Regions from separate parts of the Mus musculus genome. Here region 2 is linked to region 1. A link is a contact called in ENCODE Hi-C or POLR2A ChIA-PET data. All regions are on one chromosome and are shown on one strand. The core of a region is the stretch at or near the end of the contact, and the rest is flanking DNA. Distances in the headings are between cores, read along the strand shown. Region 1 holds the start of Zfp180 (zinc finger protein 180). Region 2 holds the start of Zfp61 (zinc finger protein 61).

The links. A loop is a pair of places that touch in the nucleus more often than their neighbours do. ChIA-PET counts read pairs that join two places held with the same protein, here RNA polymerase II (POLR2A).
Region 2: a loop to region 1 is called in a map of adrenal gland, with 2.4 times the contacts of the local background. The contact joins the promoter of Zfp61 here to the promoter of Zfp180 in region 1. A Hi-C loop is called at or near these places in 2 of 37 maps with a recorded cell type or tissue (T-helper 17 cell and adrenal gland). POLR2A ChIA-PET finds 5 or more read pairs at or near these places in 2 of 5 experiments (Patski and embryonic stem cell).

What each region holds. Positions count from the first base shown.
Region 1 is chr7:24,079,514-24,083,923 of GRCm38, reverse strand. It overlaps Zfp180 (zinc finger protein 180), which reads right to left and starts at 2,027. Exons shown (of 5, transcript NM_001045486.2): 1 at 1,686-2,027.
Region 2 is chr7:24,297,070-24,301,980 of GRCm38, reverse strand. It overlaps Zfp61 (zinc finger protein 61), which reads left to right and starts at 2,432. Exons shown (of 7, transcript NM_009561.2): 1 at 2,432-2,788; 2 at 3,606-3,707; 3 at 4,243-4,408. Zfp94 (zinc finger protein 94) reads left to right here. Exons shown (of 6, transcript NM_001199321.1): 6 at 1-277.

The DNA.
Region 1 (4,410 bases), core at 778-3,277:
TCTGCATGTCTGCAGAGCTGTAGTTAAAATACACCATTACCTAAGTCTGAGCACGGAGCTCCAGAACCAGTCCTAGGTCCTCAACACTTGGCTCCCAAGGTGTCCTCAAACTTAGGCTAGAGCCAAGGGACCTGTCTTCCACCCCGCTCTCCTATAAATGCAGGCATTCTCTTGCTTCAAGGCAGAACAGGCCACAGCAAAGATCCTAGCAACACATACTCTGTAAAGATGCTTACAGCATCTGCCTTCTCCCAGCCAGTTGCCAACCAGAAGGCAGCCTTTTAAAGCATAGGTTCCTTACCTCCAAGCTGGAGTTTCTACCCAACTTGAACATCTAAGAACTCTAAGGTGTTCAGGTTTCAGGTGCCAGTTCCAGATTCTCTAATTGAATACACTGACATGCACAGGGCCTTCTGCCTAGAATCCTCTGTTAGGCCCTTGCCTAACACCCTCCATCTGGTACTTGACTGTCGAAAGGACTGATTAACTGAAAACAATACTGGGTCTCCTGGTTCAAGAACCAGGACCTCCAGGCTGCTCTAGTGTGAACCCATTTCCTCCGAATCGAAATGCTCCCTCCTAGAAGGAGAAGGGAGGCTCCTAAGACTCAGGAAGCAAACAAAACTTAAAAGATCTCAGAAGCTGAAACTTTAAAGATACACACACACACCCTTCCTTAAGATTATACATGCAACAGCGAAGGCTGAGGAGGAGGTACCCTGCCCAGATGAGCTGCTTTGGAGTCTTGTAGGCACCTCCAGAGACGCAGCTTCCCTGAGTCATCACTCCCGTGGGCTTTTCAGTGCCATAGCTGACTCATCCTGCTCCTGTAAGAAACCCTTCACTCATACTTCCGTAGGGAACAACAATAAACCCACTGGCTCACTGGGCTAAACAGCGGCCACTGCTCTGCTTGGCTGTCATGCCTGGTCTAGGAACAGAAGCCACATACATCTCCAACAAACAGGACACCCCCAGGCTTGCAAGAACAGTGTCTGCCCAGGTAGGAGAACCACGTCTTCAGAACGTAGGCTGGTGATTCCGACACCAACACTTGCTCACGAATACAGTGTGGGCTTAGATCTAGTACAGAAACAGTGGCATGGTTCCTCTCTTTGGGAAAAAGAGTCTGTGCATTGGAAGGCTCTCCACTAAATACGCAGGGGAGGAGGGGAGTTCCTGGTACTTTTGTACGTACACAGAGGAAACTGCTCAGGTCACACCCACCTCTGCACCTACCCTCAGGGTCTCTCCCTACCCTCAGAGCTGATTCTGCATATGCACCTAGGGCCACCAGAGTCAGTTATTAGGAGCTGTTGGTGACACACCCTGTCACCTTAGAGGCCCCGCCACAATGTCTCTCTGTGGCGATAATACCTCTTTTAAAACTTTTTTGTCTAAAACGCAAGGCACCTTAGTGTCCCCTCGGGCCTTTCAATTATCTGCCCTTTGCCTAGGCCCTGTTTTCCATCCTTTTGGACATCCTCGGTCCCACAGTCCCACCACACAAAACCAACCATCCGCGCATGCGCACAACTGTGCACTCTTTACAGCCTCCCGAGACCCTGAGTCCTATTCTGAGGCACAGGAACCCCAAGTCACTGACACCAACGCGTCCAGATTCCCGCCTAGACCCTGCGCATGCGCACATCGACCACTGTAAGCGTCCCACATCTAACACCAACCTGGACGTCCGTGAGCCCGTGGTGAGGACCGGGGCGGGTCTGAGCCACTCACGACTCAGCGTCAGAACGAAACTGTGCTCACCGCTTCCTGCCCCGATCCTGAAGCACACCCGGCATGACTCGAGTGGCGGGGGTCTGGCTTCCACTTCGAGTCAGCATCCGCCAGGTCGCTCCGTGTAGACTGAGCCCAGCCACAAAGCTGAGCCATAGAAGACGCCTTCACACACATACACACACACACACTCACACGCACGCACGCACACACACAAACACATACAAACACACACACACACTCACACAAATGGCTGCACTGCCGGCTAAACCCGGAAGTAGGGGGTTATCAGCTCAATGGAACTACAATTCCCAGAACTCTCAGCGGCTTACGCAGCCGCTGTCAGAACTCAGCGCCAAGGGGCGAGGCCTCGAACTCGAGTGAGGCTGCGCAGTCCATCCCAGTCCTTTCAGGGTGGTGGCCAATGGGAAAGTCCTCTTGTAAGCCAAGATTGAAGCTGGCTTTGACACTGCCAAGTCTGGAAGACTAGCGATGTCCATGTTGTACAGTTCAAAAAGTTCTAATCATGCGGGCAGAATGGCTCAGCAGATAAAGGCGCTTTGCCGCCAATCATGATGATACGAGTTGGATTCCCAGAACCCCGTAAATAAATAAATCTAATCGCCCCACCTCCAATCCCCCACACACTATATAACTCTGTCTGGCCTGGAATTTACAGATGACCACCTGCCTCTGCTTCTCAAATGCTGGGATTAAAGGTATGAACTATCACACCCATCTTTTAAAAACTGATTTTTTATTTAATAGCTGTCAGTGTTAGGTCTCAAAGAAACCCAGGACAAATGGCTAAGGTGCCTGTTAACATATCCGGGTAAATGTTGGCTAGCTCTCCCAGCATCCCACTCCCTAACCGGAACCTCTCCTTTCCCCAGCTTTTCCTTTCAACATAAACTCATACATATTGGCTACGAGGTCTCCTGGTTCCCACACTTTTGATCTCTCCATCTTTGGCTCCTCTTTTTGCTCCCTATAATTAGCATATTAAAATGCCTTTTAGACATGTAAAAAATAATTAGCTTAGGACTCCTGCTCCACCCAAGGCTACACCTGATAACCAGAACTCAGAGACATCACTCCCTCATAATAACCAGATACAGTCTTAGAACCCCACTGGACAGTAATACACGCAGAGACCTAGAGCAATGCTTTGCTCTGCACATTTGGAGAGGCACCATCTTGATCTGCCCTATGGATAGAGATTCTCCGCCCAGGATCCTGAAGATCGAATCAGAGACTTCTGTTCTGGACCTCCAACACTTTTACATTCAGCTAAGATACATCACCCAGGTGAACAGCACTGGGGAGATAGTTGGAAACATAGAGTTTGAATTTTGTGTGATGACCCTCAGCATAATAAAACATATCTTTTGATATACTAACTATATGTGTTTACCTTCTTGGTCACGAAACTCCCTCTCCTCTTTCACTCTCTCCCCCCACACTCACTCTCCACTCATGGCTCCGTTCAGTCTAGACCCTTCCATGCCTCTGACTGTTCTCGGCCTCACAGTTTAAGCATACCTCTTTTTCTTTTTTCATTTATCTGATGCCCATAACCCGGGATTGACATAAGTGAGTTCCCTCTGAGGGACTCGGCAGCTCTGAACCAAGCTGTGGATCTGGCTCTCTAAGGTATGTATGTATCATTTATTTCTGCTGGCTCCTACCATTCACCAAACTTGACTCCAAATTCTAGAGTCTGCCTCTTCAATTGCTTTCTAGCCATGTGTCCCTCCTTGTCTACTCCACAAGTGTCTCTCTGGCTCCTGCAGCCTGGTAAGCCCTCCAGTGACCTCGTGGCATTTGCCATAAGGCATAAAGACATTTGCCCCCCCCCCCCACGTTGAAGTCACCCCCTTTCCAAGTCCATCTTCAGCTGCTCTCTCCTTTCCATCTCTACAGGACAAGTGCCACCTCAGAGTTGCCTTCTTTGTCTACTAGTACTACAAAAACCACACCAGTGTGCCAGAAAGCTCCTCTTGCCCTACTGGGTCTGTGACATGCATAAAGGGATGCCTCTCCTCTTTGATTCAGAATATTTCTCTCATTCCCTTTTAGGATGCCCTGGATTCTTATCATCACTGACATTTATGCCCCTGAGGCCTTTGTTCATATCTCCTTCCTAGGGCTTCCTCGCCTCACCAATCCCTGGGAGCTGTTATCATGCAGTTTCCTTAAGCCCTCTTGGGTCTGCTACCCTCTTCCTTGCCTCCCCTTTGGAGCTGCCTGCTCTATCTCTTACTTAAGCCCTCCTAACCCACTCCCCCTCAGTGGACCTCCTATACTTTGTGACCCTGTTACCTCCCAGCTCCCTCCTAAAAGTTCTGCAGCTTCTCTGTGCCCTCCTGGACTTCTCTCTATGTTTCTCAGCTCCTTTTTTGGAGCTTATAGGTGTTAAATGTTGCAGCTCTGAAGGGAAAGGCTTCCTTTACAGAAGTGTTACTACTCTGCTCCAGCTGCTGCAGAGGAAGGGTTTCTCCAGGGAAAGTGTTACAGTTCTGCTCTGGGAGGGGAAGGTTTCCCCAGTGAATGTGTTACATCTCTGCTCCACAGGAAAACGGTTTTCCCAGCTCCCCGGACGTTAGCATTTCCCATTTCCTCGAGGCTCCATCCAAGAGTTACCTAAACAGCCAGGTACCTTCTTTTTGTTCT
Region 2 (4,911 bases), core at 1,183-3,682, 220 kb before region 1:
TTCCTGTTCTCGGTCTTCTAGTTCAGCTGCAGACTCTGTTGTGTGTCTCAGTGGGATTTTGACCATCCTCATTACTCCCCTTTACAGAAAGTGTTCCACGGCACTACTGTGCAAGTTAGGTTTTGTGGTTAATAAATTACCACTTACTGAAATTGTTTAAAATACATTTCTTCCCAATTAATAGTACATGTTTGAATTGTATATCTACATTGCGTACCTATATTCACAAGCAGTGCCTAAGACATCATATGCCTTCAGTAAACTGTTAAGCCAGCCTTGAGAAAGACAGTCACTTGAAAAATTTTTATTCAGTCTGCCAGCTGCAGTGGATGCAAAGCATGGAGTTTCCTGAAGAGGCTAAAGGAGGAAACAACATTTAATTCATATATGGTCTCAGAAAAATTTCCAAAAGAGGGCTGGAGAGATAGATGGCTCAGTGGTTAAGAGCACTGGCTGCTCTTCCAGAGGTCCTGAGTTCAATTCCCAGCAACCACACGGTGGCTCATAACCACCTGTAATGGGATCCGGTGCCCTCTTCTGGTGTGTCTGAAGACAGCTACAGCGACAGTGTACTCACATACATAAAATAAGTAAATCTTTAAAAAAATTCCAAAAGAATTAGAAAGCAAGAAAAAGGAATTGCATATTTAAAATAATCAATCTATTTTTATGCCAAAAGTGGTTTCTGAGTCAGCTATGGGCCACAGTAACTATCTCCAACTTGAGTCTAAAGTCAGTGAAATAAACACGGAGCTCAGTTGATTGAAAAGAAAATGATGAGAAACAAGCTAATGAAATAAAGGCAAGCTCTCACTGTATAGGCAACAGCTTCCATCATTTCTTGTAAAGAAGCAGGGACTGAGAAACTTCAGGAGACCAAGGAGAACAAAGCCAGTTTTGGCGGAGAAGGGGCCGGGGGCGGGGCCGGGGCGGAGCTAGTAGAAGCGAAGGGGCGGGGTAGAGGAGAAGGCAGTAGGGACAGAAGGAACTCTGAGACAGCTGAGCCAGGAGAAGCTGAGCTGAGTAGACAGGCAGAGCCGATGTTATAGCTTGGAGCGGTTAGAATGGGGAAAGCCGGAGAAGGACTGTTTACGCTGTTGGAAAACTGAGGGAGGAGTGGCCGGGAGAAATGTTTGAAGGGGCCTGGGCTGGAAACTGGAAGGAGGGAGTTAAGAGAATGGGTTATGCTGTGAAACAGCCAGCCATTTACATCTAGAATTACTACTACGTTGATCAATGGTAATATATTTAACTTTTCTAAGAGCAACTTTAAAAAATACACAGCTGTCCGCTTTGTATTCTTGCCATCAACATGCGATAGTTCAGTTCTCACATGTTATCATTTTCCCCCCACAAGGTAATTTGCCTATATCCATTTCTTTAAAAAAAATTCTAAAGATAAACATGTCCATGTTTGCTACTCTTATTTCTATTGAAATTGCTGAACCATGTTTGAATCTTCACTCCTTTTAAAAAGTTGGCTCTTGTGCTGGGGTTTATGAGTTTTCAAGGGCTGGCAAGGTGGCTCAGCAGGTAAACACTCCTGTTGCCCAGCCTGACAACCTGAGTTGGGTCCCCTGCACCCACATAGTGACTGCAAGGAGATTTACTCCTGTACGCTGTCCTATGACTTCCTCATTTGCGCTGTAACTGTGAGACCCCGAGCGTTCCCCCAAGCCCGTTTTCCCCGATCTCTGGGGATACAGCCAGAAAGAAGCTCTTTGTTCTCTATAGCCAGCAAAAAGCTTTTTTTTTTTTTTTTTTTTTTTTTTTCTGTGCCTTACAACCAGAGATGCGATAATTGTAGGAAGACCTAGCCAGGCCCTTGCTTGGCTCCCTGTGCCAAGGACACGGAGATAGACACAGGAGAGGAGCTATAGCTCACTCCCCCACCTCGCCAGAGAAGAACTGTTGCCAACTCTCCTCCCAACTCCTCCCAATTCCTCACTTTTCCTTTAAAAGACCCCCCCCCTACTGTTACCTCTGGGGGCCGAACTCCCCTGCCCTGCGCGGTCCTCAGCTAGCTGACAATAAAGCCTCTTGTGGTTTTGCATCAGGTGTGGTTTTATTGGGGTGCCAGCTCATCCCGGGACTTGAGCGGAGGTCTCCCCAGTTTCGGGGGTCTCACATAACATGCACGCACGCTCCCCACGCATGCATGAACACACCAATAAATGATTTATTTTATTTATTTATTTATTTTAGTATTTTGGAAAGTTTATTTATTCACTCACTTATTTATTTATTTATTTATTTATTTATGGATGTTTTCTCTGCATGTTTTGTCTGTGTACCTTGTACATGCAGTGCTCGAGGACGCCACGAGAGAGCGACGGGTCCTCCGGAGCTGGAGCAACTACGGTTTTGAGCTCCGCAGTTAGTAGCGCTCTCCGCACCACGTCATCTCTCCAGCGCCAAAGCCTATACGTCCTAAGGCAGACATCCTCCAATGTAAAGACGTTGCTGTCCAAGACTTTCTTAGGGAGTATGGGAAATGAAAAACAACAGGGAAATCCAATACGGGAGGATGGTGCTCCTCCCCTAGCTTCGGGACCGGCCACCCGCGCCTCTGCATCCTCACTTCCGTTACCACTGAGGGAGCCGAGCGTCACGCACGGTTTCTCCACGCGGAATTCTGGGAACTCGTCGGCTTCAGGCTAGCCTGTAGCCATCTGTCCCCCTGGATTTGAGTTATTTTAGCCAGGAACCTCCAGAATGACCCGCTAGATGCTTCTGAGATCGACAGCAATTGCGTCTCGGGTGAAAAGGAAGGAGCGAGGTTTGAAAGGTAAGGAGCAGCGGCGAGCTCCGGAGGGAGCGTCCTGGTGCCTGCAGGCCCTCGGCGCGAGCGGCTTCTGCAGTGCCCCCGCCCCGCCCCGTCCCCGCAGCCCCCTCTCCCTGCCTGCAGCCCTCTCTCTCCCATTCCGCAGCTCCCCTCCCCTCCTGCCCGCAGCCCTCTCCTGCCTTCAATCTCCTTCTCTGGTCCTGCAGCCCTTTCTTGCAACCCACTCTCCCTGCCCTCAGACCCCCTCTTCCGGCCCGCAGCAGCCCTCCCGCCTGCAGCAGCCCTCCCCTTCTGCAGTTTCCCTCTCCCCTCGTTACCCCCCTCCCTCCCTGCAGCCCTCTTTTCCTCTCTGAAGCCCCCTCTCCCTTCCTGTAGTCCCCCTCACTCCTGCAGCCACCTCCCTCCTGCAGCCCCCCTCTCCGCCTGCGGCCACCGCTCCCCTTCTGCAGCTCCCTCCCTGCTCCCGCGGCGCCCACCTTCTCCACCCCCTAGTCGGCTCTGCTTCTGCCCCTGCCGCACTAGCAGATCTCTCTGTGCATATCTTGGGTGTTCTGCAAAAGACAGACATTAGACCTTCCTAGTAGCATACTTGGAGAGAAAAAAAAAAAAAAAAGGATGGTGAAACACTCAAAACTGCCTGGCATGCAGGTCTCATGGAGAGACCATAGTAATACTTCATCCAGTTCTTGGCCGTCACAGTTGTGACCCATCTATGACCTTTAGAGGAAGGAGCTGGCTGCTTGCAGCAGGTACTGGGGCAGGAACTGTGAGATGTAATGTAGGGAATTTTATAATTTTACAATTTTTGGTTTCCCTGCAGCCCTGACTTCCCAAAAAGCAGTGCTGGAAGCCATAAGTGACTAAGATTGGCTGACGCTGGAGGATGTGTGGGTCGTACACCTGGGATTAACTTTTATTAGAGGTGAGTCTATACAGAGTGTTGTGCCCAGATGGCAGAAACCCCGAAGAGACCACCAGGCACCACAACTCGGAAGCAAGCACACGAACATCCTTGTCCTACTTTGAACTTGGGCCACAGACCTTCCCGATGGGACAGGAAGGAGAGTGACCCCCAGCACTAGGTGAAGGGATGGATAAAGGAAAAAAAAAAAACCCACAAGCGGGGGTTTCTAAGCCTTGGCACTGCATGAGAGGGTAAAAGAGTTTTCTTTCCAAGAACCCAAGGGTGGGGGCCATATCCCAGGCTAGCCTCTGACAATAGGCTGTTCAAACCCACATTTTACTGGTCCAAGCTCCCAGAGGAAGCCAGCCAGTATCATGAATATAGGTTAGCACTGGCTTGCAGGGATCTTGAGAGCGGGCTTTGTACATTTATTGAGACCTGTGTGTGTGTACGTGTGTGTGTACATGTGTGTGTGTGTACATGTATGGACGCCGGATGTCAACCTCGGGTTCCCAGGAACCATCCACTGTTTTTCTGTTTAATATTTATGTAGGGGTGGAAAACGTGAGTTGCGGTGTGGGTGTGGCGATTAGAAGACCACGCTGGGGAGATGCTGCCCATCTACCATCCTGTGTATCCTGAGGACCAAACTCGGGCTTGGTGGTAAAAGCTTTTATCCACCAAATCCTCCCTCGTGGACTTCGAGATTGCCTAATTAGGTGAGGCCAGCTGACCAAGAAGCAGGAGAGATGCCATTATCTGCCTTCGCAGAACTGGCTTTATAGATCTGTGTGTGCCACTGGCATGCAGCCCCCTCCTCCCCAACCCCTGACTTTTCAAGTAAAATGTGCCCTTGGGATGAAACGCAGGTCTTTGTGCTTTGCCCAGCAAGCTCTTTACCAACTAAGCCATCTCCCCAGTCCCTGGTATTAGGTTTTTAAAAAAAGTTGTTTTCACCAATTCTTTTTTTTTTTTTAACTTTTTTTCCCCCAAAGATTTATTTATTATTATATGCAAGTACACTGTAGTTGTCTTCAGACTCACCAGAAGAGGGTGTCAGATCTCATTATGGGTGGTTGTGAGCCACCATGTGGTTGCTGGGATTTGAACTGAGGACCTTCGGAAGAGCAGTCAGTGCTCTTACCCATTGAGCCATCTCACCAGCCCTGTTTTCACCAATTCTGGTATTTCCAAATAACTTTTTTTTTTTTTTAACATTATA